2 separate regions of the Homo sapiens genome follow, and region 1 is linked to region 2. A link is a loop called in an ENCODE intact Hi-C map of the cell type or tissue named here. Cell type or tissue: endothelial cell of umbilical vein. All regions are shown on one strand. Links, peaks and the distances in the headings refer to the core of each region. The heading gives the core; the rest is flanking DNA. Region 1 has its middle 85 kb from the start of RGS4. Region 2 has its middle 17 kb from the start of CCDC190.

Region 1 (12,036 bases), core at 4,663-7,162, 110 kb after region 2:
AAAGAATTATTTAATGACTTACTGTCTGCAAACTAAATGTTTAACTTGTGGATGGGAGGGAATTTGATAGAGATTTCACAGTATCCCCTATGGTCTTCTTTTTTTTTTTTTTGAGACGGAGTCTGGCTCTGTCGCCCAGGCTGGAGTGCAGTGGCGCGATCTCGGCTCACTGCAAGCTCCGCCTCCCGGGTTCACGCCATTCTCCTGCCTCAGCCTCCCGAGTAGCTGGGACTACAGGCGCTCTCCACAATGCCCTGCTAAGTTTTTGTATTTTTTTTTTAGTAGAGACGGGGGTTTCACCGTGTTAGCCAGGATGGTCTCGATCTCCTGACCTTGCGATGCCGCCCCCCTCCGCCTCCAGAAGTGCTGGGATTACAGGCGTGAGCCACCGCGCCCAGCCTTCCCTATTGTCTTCTTATCCCTCATCACACACACACACACACACACACACACACACACACACACACACACACTCTTTACTTTTTTCCCAGGTTCTCAGTGACTTCTTTGAATTGAGAAATTATGTATTTCTCTATTACTAAACAATCTATTAATTTCTAACTACTCATTTATTTCCACAAAGATGGATAGAGAGCTTGATATGTGCAAGTTACTCTGACAGGGGTTGGAAAACAAAGATGAATGAGACATTGACTCTGATTTTTAACAAGCTCATGGTCTAGGCAGAACTTAGAATTTACCATTTTTGTTTGTTTGTTTTTGAAGGTTTCAAATTTATTTCTTCAATAATGCCATATCTTAAGGGTATACAGTGCTTTCACTTGGCATTGATTATGAGGTATTTTTTTAAACAATTCAATACTATACCAGCTGGGATGATTACTGATCTCTCCATTTCTTTAGGGTGACTCTGCCAACAGTGGACAGGTTCCCTTTTATTGTGATTTGTGTTGCTACATATGTCCATACAGCAATACAGATAGTGTCTCCACTAGCTAATACAGCGTTACCGTCTTTATCATGAAAATCAGATATACGTTTCTGGTGGCTCTGCCTTGCCATTGTTTGCCAAATGCTTGGAACATGGAGATGACTTAGTGAATTTTTGACCAAGGGAAACATCGTGAAGGTGAAGATAGAACTGAGGAAATGCAGCTGCTGCTTTGGTGCAAATTCACTTCAGGTACCTTTGAAGAGTGCTGAAACACAAAAACCACTCACACTTTACTTTTTTTTTTTTTTTTTTTTCCTGGGACTGAGTCTTCCTCTGTTGCCCAGGCTGGAGCGCAGTGGCGTGATCTCAGCTCACTGCCATCTCCACCTCCCAGGTTCAAGCGATTCTCCTGCCTCAGCCTCCCAAGTAGCTGGGATTACAGGCACCCATCACCATGCCCAGCTAATTTTTTGTATTTTTAGTAGAGACAGTGTTTCACCATGCTGGCCAGGGTGGTTTAGAACTCCTGACCTCAAGTGATCCGTCTGCCTTGGCCTCTCAAACTGCTGGGATTACAGGCGTAAGCCACTGCACCCTGCCTTCAAACTTTACTTTTAAGGATAAAATAACATGCACCACCAAAATAATATTTGTTACTTATTGTGTGCCTACAGTAGATAAGGAACTCACATGTTGTCTCATTTAATCCCCAGATAGTCCTACAAAGTATTGATAAAATGATAAATGATTCCCATTTTACATATGAGGGAACAGTTATTGGTAGATTTGGGCAACAGTTCTAAGAACAATGGCTCTAATATAGTAAGTGCTTACATCTTAGTTGAAGGACATGCATGGGTAAGTCACCCAGCAAGTGAGCAAAGACTCTGAACTTGAATCCGGTTCTACCTTCCCGTGCTTGTTTTATTACCTGCCATTTTTTCTTACTCCATCATCTGAATGCTCAGGATAGATGAGGACTTAAACAAAAAGGGGAAAATGTCCCTAAAATTTTGGGCCATCCTATAGAAACATGTGAGCACTCATGCCCAGCAGAATCACCATACAGCCAATTGAGGTGACACTCTGAGCAGTGACTTAGTGGGATTCTTTTGCCGTAGGTTAACTAGAGTCTGAGGGGCATACAGCTGTGGAAAAGATGATTTAGTTAATCTGTAGTAAAATAGAACAGAATAGAAATATGCTGTCAGTCTATAAACACCTTCTCCAACTCCCTTAGCAAAGGGATTCCCTTCTTCCATACCCACCCCTCATATTACCCTTTAGTGATAAGTGTTTTCTTTTTGATTCCCTGATAATTGAAAGCAGTTTACTTGTTTGGATAAAATGTAAATATGTGGGAGCAGAGAGACAGCTACAGTATGCCCTGTTCAGGGACTCTCACATTATATAAAGTTCCTGGGCCTGAACCAGAGAGACTCATAATTCAGCCTCCACAGAAACCCTGCTCTGTGGTCAAGCAGCTCAGAACAATAAGCAGATGAAGCCAATGGAAGTCAAGATTATTTGTTGAGGGAGTCTAGGCTTTTCAGAGGCTTAGGTTTTAGCACCAAGCAGAACGTAAAGAGAAGAAAACTACAGAACGTGAGAGATCTGTTTTGGCCCTACCTATTTGTTTTCTTTTTCATTTTGGCTGTTGTTGGGCCCCTTAAGAGGTACCATTTTGGTTCCTTTTGGGTCTTGCTCTTTGCTGATGATTAGCAATGATATAAGGTGAAAGTTGGTAAGACTTAGGTCTCCCAGAGGTTTGGCATAGAAAAACTGAGAACAAAAGGCTTTGAGACCCAAAGAGTAAAACTCCAATAATGAACTAATAAGCATTAGGATAGATTTTTGGAACAAAGGATTTACCCAGCACTTCTTTAAGTCACACCATGAAATTGTCTGTTTGATTACAAAATCACCTTTCTCATAACTAATATTTTAAGCCCAGAGAAAGAGAGGCATGGATTAAGCAATGAACTCAGAGTCAAGACACCTACGTCTTTTCCAGACTCTGCTTCTAACTAGCCGTGTGTCTTAGGTGCTGTGAAACCTTAATTTTCTACTTTGTTAAGTGAGTATATTTGACTACATGCTCTAAAATGATCACATTCTCAAATGTTTGTTGTCAGAAGCAACTAATGGAAATGGAGGGTGTCTGGCTCTATCTTAAATTGTAACTGTGACAATTTGAAACCATCTCTTTTTAACATGCCTCAGTTTTCTCATCTGGAAAGTATGTCTTTTTAAAAATTCCTTCTTTCTATCCCTGGACTCTTAGTGGTGGACCTGTGTAGGGGAAGGCCCATAAGTCATCCTGACTTGGCTGACAGTTCTGTTAACAAGCAATCATACAGGTCTGGCAGTCCTCGCCACTCCTAGGTGCTCTACGTAAAAGAGTAAAGAGTTCTTGCCTGCAGTTCTGGAAGAACTGCCATTTCCCTAACCACACAGGAACATTTAATAGGAATCTAAGTGTTCTATTTGATAAAGACCAATTCAATTCCAGATGATTTTGACTACATAAGACTCCTCCCTATTGCATTAACAACAGCGTGTTCTGCCCTAGAAATCCTTTAATATCTACCTGAGACCATCAATTTTCAAATACGAGCTTGGATCAGAGCTCTGGCAGGGCAAATAGGAGAGACATGGTTTTGCATAAACAGGAGCTTATATTTGGGAAGAATACATTAACCTTTCCCAATGCAAATGATAAATGCTTTCCACAATCTTGTGACAGCCTGAGCCCTTAAAGGGGCAAGGGACAGTCATTGCCCCTCAAAGTATGCTCTGTGCTCTGCAAGATGACCTTAAGGCTAAAAAGGAAGGTTTCCATAATGCCATGTCACTGGGCCAATTTCATTTCTCCTTTTCATTAATGAAGAGTTTATCAGTTCACCAGCCTCAATAAGTCTTTCAGGAATTTTTTTTGAATTCAAAGATGGGGATTGTGCAAGACCTGCTTCTGGAGGGATTGTAAGAGAGCACCTAAATATGCTTATTAAGAAATAAAGAGGATACATTTCTTCTACAAAACTGGTAATAAAATAATTTCATGTAAATATGTATTTTTAAAAAATTAGCCCTTGATATATTCTGTTATGTTATTATTAAGATCCAAATAACCTGATGAACATAATTCTCAAATTCTGATGCAGTTAACTATTCCCTGTCAGCGGTAAGTGGATGATGCATACACTCATTTCCCCATTCTAAAAGGTTCATGTTATTAACTTTTCCTTTATGGACCTTTCCTCTTGACTCAGGGCAATGAAAAGTGAAGGACTTTTGTGGCATCTGACTACCAGGGTGATCTCCTTCATTTCAGAGCAGAGGGTGGTATGTAAGGGTGCTGGTATGTGTTCATTTTGGATGAGGGAGAGTTTCTAATTACTCACTTTTGAGTGTAAAAAATACAGACCAGAAATGAGTGACAACCATATTCGGACCATCAATGAATTCATATTAATGGAAGCACTAGGCTCAGGGAAGTTTCTCTTATCATATGTGACTACAGATTAGACCAGTGGCTCTCAAAATGTGGTCCCCAGACCAGACCAGCAGCATCAGCATTACCTAGGAACTTATTAAAAATGTAAACTCTCTGTCCCCACCTAGTGAGTCAGAAACTCTGTTGGTGGGGCCAACAATCTGTAGCTTAACAGGCCCTCCAAGTAATCCTGATGCATGCTAAAGCTTGAATTCTTATTCTTTTTGCTCTTCTGGTTTTTCACATCTATCTCGCTGTGCTCACTCCTTCTCATCGCAGTGGCTCATGCTACACAGCCAGGGTCAGTGGAAATCAGAAGTATTGGACTTCAGCCCTAGTTCCTTCTCTAACTAGCTCTAAATCTTTGAGAGAGATTATGCAAACTTCAGTTTCCTTAGCACAAAAAATAATATCATGATAACATCTGTTCTGCTGACCTTATAGACTCATATTAGATAAGTATCAAATAAGACACATGAAAGCATTTTAAACTGAAAGGGGTGAGAAAATGTATGGTAAGAATGATGCTAGTCATGGTTATTGTGTCTATGTTCTTCTTACACAAAGACTCAGATAAACCCTTCATAGGAAATCAGTCTACATGTATTATGCAGCGTATATTAATATTATTTAAAAGACAGTGCTAAAAACTAGGGAGTCTTGAGATAAAGAAGAGATATGACTCTTGCCTTAGCAGAATTTCAAAACTAGTTGGTGGGAGGCATTATAAGCACATATCATGTATCTTCAAAAGACCTACAACAACACATAATTATTGGGCAGATGGCATGTAGAATCAGGTGTGATTCATTCATTCCAACGTTGCAGCCTTCTTTGGGTCATAGACCCACCCTTTGAGAATCTCATTTTTAGAATTGTTTAGCACAATAATTCTAGGGATCCTTTACCTAGAAAAGTGCACCACCTATGCATTACGACTCAAAATATGTGTAAAAATACAATTTTTAGATATTGATAGACTCTCTTGAAATGTACTTACAGACTTCTAGATTAAGAACTCCCCTGGTTTTGGAGCAGATAAGAGACAATGATTAGCAAAAAGAAGGAAATTTGGTTTTCCCTGCAAGCTCTTTGAGAATCCTGTGGTTGGTAGTCTCTGGGCTTCTCTTGTGACTCACTTTAACCAACAATAATGGTGGAGTTAATATGGTGCCTGTTCAGGACTGAAGCCATAATAAGGTGCAGAAACTGTGCTTTTGTGGTTTTGGGAGCCCTAAGCTGCCATATAAGAAGTCTACCTTACTAGAGAGAACATCTAGAGAGGCCAAGTTAAGAGAGAAAGAGAGAGACTCAGTCCTACCAACAACCCAGATGAACCCAGCCCTGCCAAGGCATGTGAATGAGCCATCTTAAGTGTTCCCACCAGTGACGTCCCCAGATAACTATAGCCCCGGCAGACTCCATGTGGAGAAGAAATGTCCAGCTGGACACCCAGTCAATTCATAAAATCATGAGAGATAATAAAAACTATTCTTGTGTTAAGCCACTAAGTTTTGGGTGTGATTTGTTATGCAGCAGTAGATGTCAGAAACAAATGGCTAGAACAAAAATAAGAAATTGGGAATTAAATGAATTATGTTCCAAAAATAATGTGAAGATTAATGGGCCTAGAAGAGTCAACACAGAAATTTATGTGAGAAGTAGGATAGTAGAAATGAGGCATGCCAAGTTCATCCTAGGCTTTAAGAGTTACAGGAAATTACTGTGTTCTCAGGCATCTCTTGTATCTGGAAGCAGGATGTACGTCACTTTCTAATAGGCTTATCTTTTGGGTGAGGTGGAGTAAAGGGTATTAAGGGAGATGCAAAAACAATCACAGTCTACACTGATTCATATGTGAAACATGGAACACGGACCCAGGCTTGCTCTAGCCTAGGGAGAGCTTTGCTTTATGAGCACTGGGGAGGAAGGAAGCATCTGATACTTCTTTGGGTTCCCTATTGGTTCTCACTTGTTTATTCCTATAATTATCAGAAAAAGACCTTGCTTCTAGCTTTTAGAAAATGGGAGAAACATTCCTCTTTGGAGTAATTCACAAAGACATATTGATTGCCCCTGTTGGAGGCCTTGAAAGAGGATACAGGAAAGGTAAAGACTAGAGATCTATTCTTTCATTTGGAATGCAACTATCATCAGCTACTTTTGCAGGACAATGGAGCACTCCCAAAACTGGCACTCAAATTGGCCAATCTGAGCACATTACCAGGGCCAGCAATACGTGCAAATTTGAAATTGGAAAAGGGACAGTGCTTGGGATGGCATAAAACTAGGGACAAAGTCAGAAAGTCTTGGATGCCACTTCTAACATCGTGCCCCAACCACAGCTACTGAGAGCCTACGTGGAGTAATGGCAGAAGTCTTACTCTCAGAGACACTGGAGTTTTGTTCTGGTGCTATTATTAATCTTCAACAAGACATTAGCAAGTCACTTCTCTTCTCCAGGCTTCAGTCATCTTATTTGTAAAAGCATTAGACCACACTAATGCTTCTCAAACTTCAATGTGCAAACAAATCACCTAGGGATCTTGTTAAAGTGTAGATTCTGATATATTAGGTCTAGGGCAGGGTCTGAAATTCTGCATCACTGGCAAGCTTCTAGATTATGCCAGTGCTGCTGATGAGTGGATCATACTTTGAGTAGCAAGGGACCAACCAGCAGATTCCCTTAGGCCATCTTTCAGGTTCGTGATTCTGATTCCATTCTTTGACTCTCGAAATCATGAACACTCCATTTCCCTACTACCTCCTCTAAAACACAAATAATTCACCAAGTAAAGATGCTTATGAAGTTTCCAATGTTTGTCAGATGTTTGTCAAGCTTAAGAAACCAAGCTCTATACACTGACCACATGCAAATGTGTAGCTCTTACCCTGACCTACGTGGGCCCTGAGATGTGTGTCTTGTGAGAGAGGTAACATTTGGATTCTTTCCCAGGCAGCCAAACCATACCATGCAAAAAGAATTTGAATCTGGAAAAACAATGAAAAACTTTTCCTTTAGCAAATCAGCTCAGTAGAGCAGCACCCAACACTGCAAGTTATCCTCCTAGCAATTAGCATGCAAATGACTTTTGACACCCATTTGCTAATGTCAGCTTAATGCAGACATATGGGAGGATATTGAAGTAGAAAGCTACTGCCCTTTTAGATGACAGCAATTATTATTACATTTCCAGGAACTCCTTTCTGTGTTCCCATAGCAACTCAGATCAATTTAGCTTTACTGATACACTGAACAGGTTTAGTTTTGGAGAGGGAGTAGTTAAGGCCATCCTCAAGTAGAAATAAGTAGTTGGCCGCACAATCTGTCATTTCACCCCCACTTTCACCCTACTCACCTTGTATGAAATTCCCTCTTTATGGGAGTTGCAATGCTGCTTTTTAGTTCCGGCCAGACATATTTTAGTCTTATAAAAATATACATTTTTTATTCCAGAACCTTGCCGCCATTTCACCATCACTTTGGAAAGCTGCTAAGTTGTGTTAGTATAGACAGAATACAACTGTTTCTTCATTATCCTGTCACTTATTGAGCATGCAAATTTTCTATTTCATTTATTTGGAGCTTGAAGGATTTTCTTACCTGTGAGAGTTCCCGTTCCCAGTGTATATGCTCCTGTGAAGAGATTTATTGCATTACAGATAGCTCTAGACTGGAAGTCAGGATATTGTGGTCTCACTTGGGTTTCGTAACTGAGGAATGGTGATACCTTTCTGGAATCACTTCCTTCTTCTCGGCCTCCTGCAAAATGGAAACATAAGAATAGGTCTTGCTAGAGTATCTCCTTTCTGCTAGTAATATCTCTTAACTGTAAAACAGCAAATATTAGCATTTGGGATGGTGAGGTCAAGGTATGCATTCTCATGGATGAAGAAATGTAGAAAAAGATTCTGTACCATCTCCTCTGTCTTTCTCCATCTTTACCTCGCCCCTCTTTCTCTAACAAGAATTTCCTTCTACATTTCCAATTACACAGCAAAATTTCCATGTCTACTGACAGAAGCAGCTTAGCTTGGGAGGGAATGTATGGGGAAGAGGGGGTTACTGAAAGCCTATAGACCCCATACTGAACTGCCCTGTAGCATTTAGATGTTTGGAAAATCAGTTACTCAAATGTAGATTGGAGATGTTGAATGGTGTGAGTATGGGTATAGACCCCATCATGTGGGCTTCTTTGATCACTCATAGAACACCAGTTTTCCTGTCTGTTTTATTCCTGGCTCAGCCTAAACATAGGAGTAGCTATTTAACCTTTTTTTCCCCAAAATCTTAAATGGGTTTGTGCATCCTCTGGAAACCCAATTTTACTATTACCCTGTACTTGGCATCCATAATTTAAAACTGACATATAAGTTAGGCATCTCTTAATAAGGAATTCAGGCAGATTGAAAATCAAAATGATCTATTCCATTACAAATTTAGGCAGTATAATAACAGGATTCATCATTATCTCCTATATGCACATTTTTTTTCTGTTTTTATGTGTATCACTAGGCATAGCACAGTGAATAACCACCCCCCGACTTCCCTGCAGCACCCCTCATTAGTGTGAGGGAGTCCTGGGGGGTCTATGGCAACATATTTTATTTTCTCATTTGATCCTCACTTCAGCCTTTCAAAGCTGTGTTCTTTTCTTCAGCCCCAAGGGAATTCAGGGTACTCAAAAAACTAGGTCACAAATTGCATCCATCTCTTAGAAGAAAGGAGTGAAATGACATTGTTGTTCTCTCTGCTCCTCTTATCCAGAGATAACAGTGAATATGTGCTGCTTCAGAGGAATAATTATGAATGTGTGAAAATCTACTGTGATTCAATAACAGTGCACATTAGTCAAAAACCCTTTAGAGGAGCTGAAGCTTATAGTCTACCTAAAACCAAAAACCTCTAGACCTGGAGACTGAATGGATAATGAAATTTAATCACAGTCATCCTGTGAGTCAGAGGTGAATAAGCTTGCAGCCCTGGGAGTGATCCAGGTGCTTATGGCCTTGTCTCAGGCAAAGAGATCTCTTCAGTAGCTTTGCCGTGAGAAGGGCTTCTCCAGCTCCTCTCCCTCTCATGAATTTTTACCTATACCAGCACCATTCTCATCCCATGAAAATGAGATTCCAAGGAGCTCCTCCTCATATTGCAAATTAAGCACCTGGTAACCCTTGATATTTTGGATATATCTCAGTTCCCTGGCCCATATGTGGAGTCCTGGTTTAAGAAAAGTTTGCTATTTTGGAGAACTTCTTTGACTAATGAGGGTGAAGAAGGAAAAGGAGGGCAAAAATGTCTTACCTGCCTGGCCTATCTCCCTGGCCCTTTCTGGCCTTGAACAACAGATCTGCTACAGAGGCTTCTGAGCACAGAGCCCACTCATCGTCCCCCGCCACAGCTCTCAGTTACAGCCATACAGCCATCTTCATGATTAGCTCTGGACAACTATGTTCCTGTTTCTGAATGCCTTAAAGGGACCCTAGGAGAAGTTCAAGCAAGGTGGGGCACCCATGCATGGTGGCAAGATGTGTGGGTACTCTGAACTATGCTATCTGAAAAGCCAGGTTGCTGTTTGCTAGTAGGCAGCACAGGGTAGTGGACTCAGCAGAGCACACAGCTATGACAGTAGGCTTTGGAGAGTCAGGTAGAGAAGTGCATCATGACAAAATAGCCACCAGTTATACCTGTGTGTGTATGTCACTTATCCAAGATCACTAATTAGTGGCTGTGTTTATTCTAGTTAGAAAACCTCCTGAACTCACTACCCTATGAGATTTCCATTAGAACTTTAATTGCAATTGGCTTAGAGCATTCTAAAGCTGTTTTCAAAGCAAGACTTTGAAATCCCTTTGTCAGACCCTGTTCCTCCACCCCTAGACTGGATTCCCCAGGTGACACTAATGGGGAGTGAGGTAAAGGAAGGTGTCATTACAAGTTTCCCACCTCCAGGGGATGCTCTATCTTGGGAAAAGACCTGCAGAACCCTCTGAGGCACCTGGTGGATTTTAGATCAGGGACACTGCTGCCCCTCACATGCGTCCTATGAAAGGAGATAAAACGATTGATCTCAGTATCCTTTCCCATCCCCGGGGCATTGGGTCAAGGTTGTTTAAGGATCATGTGGTTTCCAAGTAGTTTAGAATTCCAGCTTATCTCTCCCCATTTCATCACTCAGCTTTAGAATGCTCTAAGCCAATTGCAATTAAAGTTCTAATGGAAATCTCATAAGGTAGTGAGTTCAGGAGGTTTTCTAACTAGAATAAACACAGCCACTACTTAGTGATCTTGGATAAGTCACATACTTTTTCTGCAGCGATCTATATACAATGTAAAGCCTGTAGGATTAAAACAGAAATAAAATCCTTAACACTTCTAATATCCTACGAGTGTAAATGATCATTCCCATGCAACCCCCTACAAACCCTCATCACCACCCCAAATTCAGCTCATCAGAAAGAATTAGCACATACTTAATATTTATTCCTCCTATTTTTTTCTCTTGAAGAATTGTGAAGTTATAGAACTTGAGAGTTGAAATGGGTCCCAGGAAGAAAATGGCAGTAGCTGTGCAGTGGATGTCTCCCTCGCTGTGTGAAGAAAATGTGTATCTCTAGATCAAAGAGGCAAGAGCCGGTCATCATTGCCAGTTTTCAGATCAGGAATTGGAGGACTTTAGAAGAAAGCACAGGTGCCTTCTTACCCCTAGGACAGGTTATGGCATTTTCCTCTGTCAACCACAGTCTCTTGTTGAGCTATTCCCCTAAACAGTGATTCCTTCTCCCCAACCTATATTCTCTTCTTTGCCCTGCTCCATCTAAAATCTGCTCTCAGGCCCTTCCCTGCACAAATTCTTCATTCCAACTAAAGTATATGCATTAAAATTGTACTCTATACTGAAGGCTTTGGAATTTAACCTCATTTCATGCCTAGGGAACACATTATAGGGGCAGATCCATATTTGAGCATAGGCTTCTCCACAGAAATCCTCCCTGCTCCAGCCACATCCTCCCCACTCCAGTCTTGCTGTGGATAGCACAGACAAACCATGTGTCCAATGTGGGATCCAAGTGAAAAGACAAAAGGACTCGATGTCACCTTTTTGGACCCATTCTCTTAAGCTGAGGGGACATTTCTAGACTTCTGTTAAATGTTATTTCTTTGGCACCTTCCACACTGAGAGTAAAGATGCTGACTTCAAGGTTCTACATTTTACAAAAAGCTAGAGATGTTCTTTTTAATCTCACTAAATGTGTATTTGAAGAGCCTCAAGAATTCACGTTTCTAAAGAGACACATTGCCCTCGTCCTGTCTCCTGTCCTGTGAGGTTTTACGTCAGCCCACCTTTATTGTCTTTGTGTGTCATCTGTCAGTGGGCTCTCTGGAGCCAAGATGAGGACACTCTTTTCAAGCACTTACCAAGCCTCCCTTCAAGCAATGGCATCAGTGGAAATTCTGTGAGAAAAAGAAGAAGGGTGACTTCTGGAGAGAACTAAGTGCAGTTCATGGCATTCGATGCTCATTATGAAAAGCCATCACAAGGTGCAGCACCCTGATTTTTTCAGTGTACCCCAAAGTATTAGGCTTTTCTTTCACTGTTCTCACAGTGTTTGTCATAGTTTATTGTCATAAACTTTACAGCCA
Region 2 (12,036 bases), core at 4,650-7,149:
AATCTGAAAACGGAGAAAGATAAAACAGAAGGTACAAAATAAGACAGAAATTTAAGTCCAAATGTATCAGTAATTATGTATATAAATGACTAAATATACCAATTAAAAGTCAAGAATTGTCAGACTGAAATTTAAAAAAAGAAGCTCTACTTTATACCAAAATGGTTATGAATATAAATGCAAATGAAAACAATGAAATCATAAGGCATTTCTCAGTTAAATCACAGTTACTGAGATGATCTAAAATATTTCAATATCACTCCCAAAACATGGACTTGAAATGTATAAAGTGAAAATTAAAATAACTGTAAGAAAAAAGTGACATCCAGAATCACATTGGAAAATGTTTCTTTACTTATTTACTTTTATGAATAATTGATAGATTCAATCAGAAATCAGTAAGTACATGGGATATTTAAACAATACATCCGATGGTATGTTTAAAATCACCTGTGTATATAAAAAAATCACCATGTATTTAAGGAAGATTCCAGAAGCTGTTACAAGAAACTTGTTTAAAATTTATTGACTTGAACTTATTCACATGGCCACATCTAGCTGCAAAGGAGTCTGGGCAATGTTTTTGTTTGTTTGTTTGTTTGTTTCTTCCTGGGCAGCCATGTACCCATCTAAATATTTGGGGTTCCACTACTTTGAAAGAAGGAGAAATTTATATTAGGAGTCAACCAGGACTCTCTGGCACAGATACTACTACAAAGATAGAGAGCTAAGATTAATTTGATGCTCAGCACCCTTAATATGCAATAGGCTACAATTAAATAAAAATTAATTATTATAAATATAAGTGAAAATGCAAAGTTTAAAATCATGTGGCAGCACTACCTTAAAAGATGATTATACAAATAGTCAGAATATGCCAATGTTATTTTTTTAAAGATTATATTTGAAATGAATCAAATGCACTTGCCTTCATACATTCTTGTAGAGGAATTCAAAATGCCCCTCCCTGCCTTATCTATTTATAAACACCAGTCCGAAGAAAACTGGCTCAGAGAATGATACCCACAAAAGATTTTTCAGGATCTGGCCCCTACCTCATCTCTCACACTTTCCCACACCTCTTCCCTGCACTGTTTGCATTTCTCCAAAGGCAATATGAATTCTCGAAGCTGTAGGTCTTGTATACTTTTCTCTTCCTGGCTCCTTCTCCCTACATTGGCCTTTTGTTCCCATCGGAGAAACAGGAATGTGCCAAGAGGGTAGGTAGGCAACCTTATTTTTCCAGAGGTAATTAGGCATACTTTTCTCTCTTTCCCCTAATTCACACATGTAAAACATATAGTATTGACATTACTAGTATCATCATCATTATTAAGTCTTTGAACTCTAACCAGTATTATGTTGCAATTTTTAAAAATCTCAGTACCCTTGCACTGTTTGTCTATTTCCCCTAATGGTGTGCAAACTGCTTGATTGGAGGGACTTATTTTATTACCATTCTTGGTATCTTCAGCATATAGCACAATGCCTGGCTCACAAGAAGTGTTCAATACATATATGTCACATGAAGTATTAATTAGAAAAAAATAGCAAGTTAAATAAGCTTCCTTAGGAACTTTAGTAACTCAATGTTTTAATTTTCCTAAGTAAACACTAAAGTGCTCTTTAGTGCTTCTCTTATCAAACTAGAAAGATGAGAGTGTTTTAAAAATAATGCCAAATGCCTTACTAATTTTTTGAGTTGGGAAAACAATAGTCGACACGGTGTACCATGCTTGTTGCGGTCATCTCACATTCATTGTAGGTTGATTCATTTCCATACTTTCATACTCCCTCAACTGACTCATTTTTTATTTAAATCCAAGCTTTCTGCCCTTTGTCTTCCCATTTTGTATTGAAATAAACACTTTGTGAGCTTGTCAGTTTCCTAAAAACCAGCAGCCTTCACAAGACAAGGGCAATGAGGTACTAAGGATGCTTCATTTCTAGCAGGGATGGTTTGTGCCAGGAAAGAAAGCTGGACGGACCTCTTTATTTCTGGTTATAAGGCTTCAGCCTTCTGTCACACAGTGATCAGATAACAGCAGTGGCCACCCTTATGGAGGAAAAAGTACACAGAGTTATTTTGTGTACTTACCGAGGAAAAAGTACACAGAGTTATTATGTGAACTAACACACTCCTAATCTCTCCATCTGTTTAATGGGTAACTTTATACAATAGTGGATCTCCATAGAGACATAGTCCTGCAATATTTACGCCACCTGGCAAACTAAACATCTACTTCTTTTCCCCTACACTGAAGGCTGAATAGGGACTACATTAATTTGCTATGGCTTCCATAACAAAGTACCACAAACTAGGTGGCTTAAAACAATGTAAATTTATTCTCTTACAGTTCCGGAGGCCAGGAATCTGAAATCAAGATGTTAGCAGGGCTGTGCTCCCTCTGGAGGCTCTAGAGGCAGATCTCTCCTTGCGTCTTCCAGCTTCTGGTAGCTCCAGATATTCCTTGGCTGTGGCAGCATAATTCCAATTTCTGCCTCCATCTTCTTGTGGCCATCTTCCCTCTGTGTCTTGCTGTGTTTCTTCTCCTTTTATAGGGACACCAATCACATTGGATTAGGGTCTACCCTAATTCAGTATGAATTCATCTTAACTTGATTACATCTGCAAAACCATATTTCTTTTTTTTTTTGCCTCAAAACATTCTTTAATACTATTCCCATTCACAAATAAATGAATTTATTTGCCAAAGAGAAACTGAATTTCAAGTGCACAAACCAAGTCAGCCTTTATACCACTCTGAGTTCCTGAGTTATTATACAAATTAACAGAAGTTAGGTGCTATTTTTAACATAAACCTTCCATAAAAAAACCATATTTCTTAATAAGGTCAAATTCAAGGCACCAGAGATTAGGACTTTAACATATCTTTTTGGGGGCCACAGTTCAACCCATAACAGCAACTTCGAAAGAATTCCTGTGAAGCCCTTCACTTTTAGGTCAGTGTTATCCACTTTTTATTTCCAATATTCACAAATATATAATTTGTAGATTTTTACATTAAAAATTGCTGCTATCTTAATCTTTACTGTATTCACTACTAGGAATCATGCTATTTTAATTACCAACATGTCTTATTAATCTATTGTTATAACATTTCCAGTAATATGACATGCGTCTTAATGTAGCATCTTCACCATTTGATTAACTTATTTCTGTTGCTAATACCCTCATTATTCCAGATCCTTGGGCTTGTCATCATCACTGATCCTTCTGTTTCCCTTGATACATGTATCCATTACTAAGCCCTCTTAACTGCCTCATTACAGTATCCTCTGCTTCCATTTCTTCCTTAATATCAATGCCATCCTCCTTTTGATTCCTTATGTCTAAACCATGATAATGGACTCCTAATTGATTTCTCTACTTTGGTCCCTTCTCACAGTACCAGATTAATCTTCACGTCATTCCATTGATTAAAACCTTCCAATAGTATGTCTTTGCTTGAGAAATAAAATTCTTTAGCCTTAGAATTAGATGTTTGCTATGGAAATGCACCTCTAGTTATGGCAGCAGTGACAAAAGGATTCAGATTCCAGATTCTTTATAAGTATTGTGTAATGAAAAATTATATTGACATCAGTGAACACCATGCCCTCCAATATCCCCATCATCAAAGAAAAGTTAAATTTGGTCGCCACCTACTATCAAAGGTAGAAAATAGAAATCATTATAACTTAGAAATAAATTTAATAAATACTGATATAAAAGATCTCTTATTCATAGTCATGTTTAATATTTGGTGAGTATGAAATTGAGATTTGTTTATTGCAAGAAATCTGGAAAATAAAGTTTAGGAAAAATAGTTCAAAAAATCATTGTAATCTCATCAACCTATTATCATTTTGAAGTACTTCTGCCTGCTCTCGAAGGAGAAAAAACTTGCTAATGAAATGCTTCTGTTTTGGCCACTGGGTACCTCCCTTTTTTATTATCCCTAACCCATTTGTCTCAGCCTATCTTTTTTTTTTTTTAACTGAGCCAGCCCATGCTCATTCTATGCCCAATATTTTTTACAAATCCTCTTCTTATGCTTGGGAGCTGGGTTTTAGAGGCTACCTCTTGCCAAACCCATCTTTAGAAGAATTGGGGTCTTAGAAAATTTCCAAAGCATCCCGAGTTTTACTGCAGCACCTGATAAAGGGAAAGAAAGTGGGGAGGATACCAACCAGCAGCACCTGTGAACCTTACAGAAGAGATCTTCTGGGAGTGGGGTGCAACAGCATCAGAGAGGAGGGTCATGCCCACTCCTCAGCAAAACCTACAGGTCTCCCCAGAAAGCCTGACCTTCTTTCTTGCTTCAAGGGAGCCAAGACCAACTTTGAACTCAACTATCCTGAGTAGAGAATCTGATGTCACCACCCTACGTTTTATGATCTTATCTGATGCAGTCCCTGAAATTGGCAAATTAAAGATTCCCTTAGCTTCAAACTTCATTGAGTCTTCCCTCCATTAAAGAAGAGAAGCCTGGGAATGGCTTGGAAATGCAAACAGCTGAATTTGAAGCTCTTAAAGGATAGAAGCAACTGGGGCAGAGCACCTGTGAGTGTTCCCCCACACCACATCCTGCAGACGAATTTACTGCTTTTGTGCTCTTCACTGCTGTGTCTCTCCCCTTACTTCCATCCGATTCTCATTCACTCCATCTTTTGCACGGGGAAAGCAGTTCAGGTGCTATGGACTAAATGTTTGTGTCTTCCCAAAATTCGTATGTTGAAACCTAATCCCCAATGTGATGGTATTTAGAGGTGGAGCCTTTGGAAGGTTATTAGGTCCTGAGGGTGGAGCTCTCTCTCATGAGTGAGATTAGTGTCTTAGAAGAGAGGCCCCAGAGAACTCCCTCCTCCCTTCTGTCATGTGAGGACACACAGGAAAATGGCCATCTGTGAACCAGGAAACACTCATCAGACACCAAAAACTGTTAGCACCTTGGTCTTGGACTTTCCAGCCTACAGAACTGTGAGGAATAAGTTTCTTTTGTTTCTAAACTGCCTAGTTTATGGTATCTTGTTATAGCAGCCTGGATGGACTAAGGCATGAAACTACACCTACTGGGTTATTTCTCAAAGATGTTGCTGAGAAGAAACCTGAGCCCTTTAAGATTGTACACCTTTTACCTTCACATCTGTTAATTTCTAAAGAAGTTCTAGAGCCAGGGATTCCACTCCAGCCCTTGGTCATCCATTCTGGAATTCTGGCACTGCCATGGTTGGGACCATTTGTAATTAAAGAAAAGAAGAAGCCAAATTTACTTTAAACACAATAAAGTCAGAATTGTTATTTTGCAAGTGGAATTAAAGGCAGGTTTTGTTTTTACAAGGAATATGCAAGTTAGTCGGTATGGTCAATGGGAGAAAATGTCTGATTGAGCAAAATGTGTTACCATTTTAAGTAAATTAGGAAGCAATATGATGGAGAGAGTGTGTTAAAGTGGAAACACCTACAGCCCATCCCACATCATTACACTCTCCTTTACAACACCTACACACCCTCAGCCATCGTCCACTTCCTCTCCTCATACCTAGGACCAATGCATATCATTTCCTGACTCTAAATTCAGAAAATGCTGGGCCAAGGAAAATTCTCTGGAAATTCAATGGATGCTTGAGATGGCAGAATTGTTGAGACTCAACAAGGGTTTTGGGGCCAGGCTTTGTTATTCCCTGAAGCATGGGCCGTAAAGATGGGGAGGGTCCAAGAGAGGATGGAGAACTGCAGAGAGGGGGATAAAGGACAGGAAGACAGTGAGGGAATGAGAGGGCTTCCACTTTGAAACACCTGAATCTTTAGGCCACTTGCATAGTCAAAGGAGAACTTAGTGTCACTTAACATCATGGTAATGATACCATCCAGTCTCATGATTCTATTTTGCCTAGCACAGTTTTTTAAATCATTCAATAGAGACTATTAAATCTGTGTTGGAATTCAGTTGCATGGACTAGGGAAATAACCATAGGCTTGAAATTAGGCTATGGCCAGAATTTCAGTTGGATACGTCTAGTTAAAGTGATTCTTCAGGACTTGTGAAAACTTGTTGTAGTTTCTGAGTCTGACATGGGGTGGCGCTCCTAAACCACTCTCTGTGCGCAAAACCTTTGAGCAGGAACTCAGGACATTGGAAGTGTCTGGGCCCTGGGCATGAACCTCAGTGGGGTAAGTCAGAAGAGAGCATGAGCTCCTGTTTGGCCCAACAAGTAAGACCTCTCTCCTTTCCTTCACCTTTCTTTTACATGTAACATTTGCTTCTCCTAATGCCCACAACATGCTGTTTCATTAAAGGGGGTTTTCATTTTTCTTAAGATGACTTAGCTGAAGTTATTTTTTGCATGATGGAAGTTAGGAAACATTAAAAAAAAAACTTTTTAAAAGGGCAAAATCATGCCACGGGTTTGAATTCTCTCTTCTTGGTTGCTAAAATGAAATGAGGACTACTCTTCTGTGTCAGTCAAAAAAATTGTTTCTAGAGGGTTCTGCCTAAAGGTTCATGTCAACTCTTCATTCTGAACTCTAGAAGCCATTTTGACGTTAAATTCATAAAATGTGATAACAGAGGGAAAGGACTTTTTTAAAGCCATAGAATGCCAAAGAAATGTGACTTGTGATGACCGTCATTATAAAATTTACCTGGGCATGGGATTTGAGTTCTTTTAACTTGCTAAGGGTTTTCTCACTATCGTTTCACTCATTTTGGTCATCAATTCCCTCTTGAAAATGCTTGTTTTCCACTTCCTAATTTGCTGATGCTTATCCTTAATGGAGAGAATGAAGGTGAACAAGAGCTGAGTTGTTCTTCCTTCTCTCTGTTATCTGTCAAGATGACGTCCCTTCCTAAGCCGCGGAACTATCCTTTCTGTCTATCTGAATATTGGACAATAGCCTCTTCCCACTGAGAGAAAGAACCTCTGTGGCTCTCTTTAGCGTTTTCCTTCTGCCTCAACTGGCTCCAGACTTTGGCCTTACTAATACCTGTCCTCGCAGCCTAGGTCACATTGGATGTGACTGAGCTTCTTTCATTTTCTGCTACTTATAACTGGAGCTCACTTCGGAGCACCACATGCATCCACTTTGGTTTGTTTTGTGCTGATCTACTTTCTTCCTTATTTTTCAATTATTTTGAAGGACTTCCTTCTCTCTTTAGACATGTCTCTAAGTTATATATCGCTCTTTTCTGGACTTAAACCAGCCTTCCTAAAGACCCAACTGACCACACAGAATCACCTTCTTTTGTGTTAATAAACTTCTAGACAACAATTTTTTTCCTACATTTCTCTCTCTCTCGAGGATCAATATTTGTATTTAATTCTACTTCTCCAATTAGTTCTTTTTCTTTAAGTCCTCAACTGTTTATAGTAGCATTTTCCTTCATATTTCTGAGAGCCAAACTTGTGAGCCAGGAGAAAAATATATGATTTTAAATGTAAAGACTTACCAATTCAAGTAAAGCTCCTAGCACACAGTTATCATCCATGAAATGAAAAGTATTATTATTAGTTGAAGTTTTTCAATAAATTTAATTCAATACACTTTCAAATACACCTGCTTAATGCCAAACTCTGTACCGAAGGTGGCAAAAATTAATAAGCTATGATCCTGTTCCTTGAGAAGCTCAAAGATGAGGAAAGGAGACAGGTGTCTAAATTAACAACTAAAAAAAAATGTGACCCTTCTAATTAGGAATTTTTTTTTATTATTATACTTTAAGTTTTAGGGTACATGTGCACAATGTGCAGGTTAGTTACATCTCTATACATGTGTCATGCTGGTGTGCTGCACCCATTAACTCGTCATTTAGCATTAGGTATATCTCCTAATGCTATCCCTCCCCCCTCCCCCCACCCCACAACAGTCCCCAGAGTGTGATGTTCCCCTTCCTGTGTCCATGTGTTCTCATCGTTCAATTCCCACCTATGAGTGAGAATATGTGGTATTTGGTTTTTTGTTCTTGTGATAATTTACTGAGAATGATGATTTCCAATTTCATTCATGTCCCTACAAAGGACATGAACTCATCATTTTTTATGGCTGCATAGTATTCTGCGGTGTATATGTGCCACATTTTCTTAATCCAGTCTAGCATTGTTGGACATTTGAGTTGGTTCCAAGTCTTTGCTATTGTGAATAGTGCCGCAATAAACATACGTGTGCATGTGTCTTTATAGCAGCATGATTTATAGTCCTTTGGGTATATATGGCTGGGTCAAATGGTATTTCTAGTTCTAGATCCCTGAGGAATCGCCACACTGACTTCCACAATGGTTGAACTAGTTTACAGTCCCACCAACAGTGTAAAAGTGTTCCTATTTCTCCACATCCTCTCCAGCACCTGTTGTTTCCTGACTTTTTAATGATTGCCATTCTAACTGGTGTGAGATGGTATCTCATTGTGGTTTTGATTTGCATTTCTCTGATGGCCTGTGATGGTGAGCATTTTTTCATGTGTTTTTTGGCTGCATAAATGTCTTCTTTTGAGAAGTGTCTGTTCATGTCCTTTGCCCACTTTTTGATGGGGTTGTTTGTTTTTTTCTTGTAAATTTGTTTGAGTTCCTTGTAGATTCTGGATATTAGCCCTTTGTCAGATGAGTAGGTTGTGAAAATTTTCTCCCATTTTGTAGGTTGCCTGTTCACTCTGATGGTAGTTTCTTTTGCCCTGCAGAAGCTCTTTAGTTTAATTAGATCCCATTTGTCAATTAAACAGAGATATAGATCAATGGAACAGAACAGAGCCCTCAGAAATAATGCCGCATATCTACAACTATCTGATCTTTGACAAACCTGAGAAAAACAAGCAACGGGGAAAGGATTCCCTATTTAATAAATGGTGCTGGGAAAACTGGCTAGCCATATGTAGAAAGCTGAAACTGGATCCCTTCCTTACACCTTATACAAAAATTAATTCAAGATGGATTAAAGACTTAAACGTTAGACCTAAAACCATAAAAACCCTAGAAGAAAACCTAGGCATTACCATTCAGGACATAGGCATGGGCAAGGACTTCATGTCTAAAACACCAAAAGCAGTGGCAACAAAAGCCAAAATTGACAAATGGGATCTAATCAGGAATTTTTAGGAAGAATGGCTATAACAAGATGAGAGAAGACTCAAAAAGGTCTTTGTGGAATAATGACAGGTGTCCCTTCTCTTTTTAATATGGACTAGACACTGTTTTAAACCCTTTACATATATTGTCTCTTAAAACAACTTTATGAAGTAACTACTATATCATCCTCCTCCTCATGCTAAAGGAAAGGCACATAGGGAGGTTCGGATTTGAACCCAGGCAGTCTAACATTCAGAGGTTGTGTTGTTGACCACTCTTCTGCTTCCAGCAGAGTTGATGAGGAGGGATAGAGCAGGAAGGGCATTCCAGGCAGGGGGACGGGGCTGTGCTAGTCATGGAAGCAAAAAACATGTGAAGGCTTCAACAAAGCCTGGTGAAGTGCAGCAGGGCACTCAGCCCGTCAGGACAGGAATGAGGGGACATTCTGGACTTCTCAGGGCTTTTGTTGCCTTAAACCTTTATTTTGAACATCAGAGCTGGCACACTGAGGGAAGACCCTGGCTCCTCATTGGAAAGGGACGTGCATGTGGACGCTGCGCCATCCAGAGCAGTGGATGGTGAGATTTGCTCCTATGCATTCCATCCTCTGAGTGCCCAGCAGCTCCTATGTGGCTGCATCTGGCCTTTCACAGGATCACAGAAGAACGGTGGAAGTGAGAATGGTGTTTTCTCACAGCACTTGCCCACTCCTGGCCCTAGCCCCGAGGGCCCCAGTGGCCTCCACATCAGCCTCCTATCCCTGTGACCTAAGGCCTGGGCTCTCTGTGGACCTGGCTACTACTAGTGCAGGCAGCTCTTTGCTTGACAGTCCTAGATGTTCTGAGGTCCCTTACCTGCTCTTGCTTTAAACAAAGCCCCATTTCTTACAGTATTTCTAAGAGAATCATTCCAGGGGTGTATCTGTGTGTACGTGCTCCTCACAGGTAAGCAAGGGAAGATAACAGAGCAGGGCGTGGGGTGAAAGGAAAGAGCTTCTTCACCTTGTCCAGAACCTCATTCTGCCCGCAGCCTGTGTACCTGTGTCCATGTCCCTGGAGATTTCTCCTCCCTTAGTTCCCATGGGAGAGGTGTTTCTGTACCAAGCAGACGCTTCCTAAGTGTGTGATTTCAAGCCTGAGACAGCCAGGCTGAGAGAGGCTGGCATTTATAACTAGATTCAGCTGCCTGTTATGGCTATAATGGGCTTTCAGAGACCAGATGGCGGCCCCATTGGCCAACCTGCATCTGGCTGAGAATGCAGGGAGGCACGTAGCTGGCTGGGGTGCAGGAGATGTCCCTTTGGGGAAAGTGACGACAACAGGAATTTAAAGGAGTGTTTATGCCACATTCTGCATGTGTCTGAGATACTCATCTCCACTCCTGGCAAGCTGCCTTCCTCCTCCCATCTTCTCCCTGACCCCAGTGCACAAAGACCAAAGCTCAAACCAAATATCCGACTCCAGTGCCTCTGATTTCTGTTTCCCTGTCTGTGATGGCAGAATACAGGGCTTTCCTTAGAGAAAACTTGCAAAACTTCCAGTTAAACTTAGTCAACATATGTGCTCTAAGTCTGACAATCAGTGTACTCACAGGGATGGCCTTTGGTCCAACAAACAACTTAAAACACCAGATCCACTTCCCGTTGACCACGGAGATATTGAGAATATCTTGGAAGTCATCGAGCCACATGCAGTCAGAGACATGCAGGTATCCTATATAATCTGACATGTGGAAACCAGGTTTGGAATGTATTTTCAGGAATGTACCTATTGTGAGGAGCCACAGATTTTCAGAGTAGTGAGACACTTTAGCATTCCTGTCCTGTTGACCTCATTTTCTGGGAGACGAACTGAGATGCAGACATATAAAATGACCTGCCCACAGTGACTCGGTTGAAACCAGTGCTAGGATCAAAATCCAGATTTCCAGCTCATCACTTGGTATTTTTTTTTTTTTTTTTTACCCAAAGCACACCTAAACTTGCACTTTCCCCTCCAGCTGCTATGATAGGCAGGCTATAGCAGACGGACTACAGTCACTGGGAGAGAATAATATGCTATTAAAACCAGGAATACTTTTGAACATACATTCATTCAACAAACCAGTATTGAATACTTATTACATGCAATCCATGGCCGCCCAGTCTGCCTGGGCTTTGCAACTTGGTTCTCCGTAGTCTCTTTTGTCCTGGAGAAAGCCAAGCCTAGTTTCAAACAGAATCAGTACCAGAGACATTGTACTGCAGACATCTACATCTTGTTGTCGTACAGTGTTTGGATTTGGCCCCCGTCTATGTTTCTGACGCCTGTTATTATCTATCGATGCCTATCCTCCTATTTATTACATAGATTTTCTATAATTTAACACATACTCTAGAACCCTGGTTGGTATTCCTGATGGTTGCCTTCCCGTTTCCTGCATTCTTAGATACTGCTTGCTTGCTCTGCCATTTCCGTTCTGTCTTTCATTTCCTGGATAGGCATCCTGCTTCCCATCCAACCCAACACTAATTAACTACCTGTTCCTCCCATGACCCTTTACTTCACAGATACATACCTGCCATATTTTTCTGGGCTCACCTAACTCTCAGGCCTGACATCTCAGAGTTTTCCATTTTGTTGCCACCCAATGCAAAATAGTACATCCTTTTCTTGAGCTCAAGGAATATAAACCATGACCTGGATTGTCTCTGACTAAAACAGAACAGAGGGTTGTGCTTAGAAATAGGCAACCAAAAAATCATTTTGAGGCTGACCTACTTGGAAGCTGAAATTAAATGGCTGAGAAAAGTTTTGATTTCAAAACAATGATACAGGTTGATTGAAGAGGAGAATTAAATATTGGAGAGAAAGTTACTGTATCATACCAAATATTGCTCCAAATATCACTTTTAAAACTAATGGTTAAAAACTAGTAGTATTTGCTGATGTTTACTTGGTTCGATAAAGTTGTTTTTATTTTTTTTAAAAAGAG

The links. A loop is a pair of places that touch in the nucleus more often than their neighbours do. Peaks named below come from ENCODE experiments on the same cell type or tissue, not always from the same donor. Only the 100,000 strongest peaks of a DNase experiment are listed, where the experiment ranks them.
Region 1: it touches region 2 in a loop (4-fold over the local background); 3 of 110 quality-filtered maps call a loop at or near these places.

What each region holds. Positions count from the first base shown.
Region 1 is chr1:162,978,711-162,990,746 of GRCh38, forward strand. It overlaps the pseudogene LOC107985222. Among named protein-coding and RNA genes, the nearest start is that of RGS4, 85 kb to the right of the region's middle. RefSeq lists enhancers at 1-47, 48-723. In endothelial cell of umbilical vein, for the core only: no CTCF peak of the experiment used is centred there; a DNase peak (open chromatin) is centred at 6,191; H3K27ac peaks cover 1,995 bases.
Region 2 is chr1:162,872,104-162,884,139 of GRCh38, forward strand. No RefSeq gene overlaps it. Among named protein-coding and RNA genes, the nearest start is that of CCDC190, 17 kb to the left of the region's middle. In endothelial cell of umbilical vein, for the core only: a CTCF peak has its summit at 6,073; a DNase peak (open chromatin) is centred at 6,098.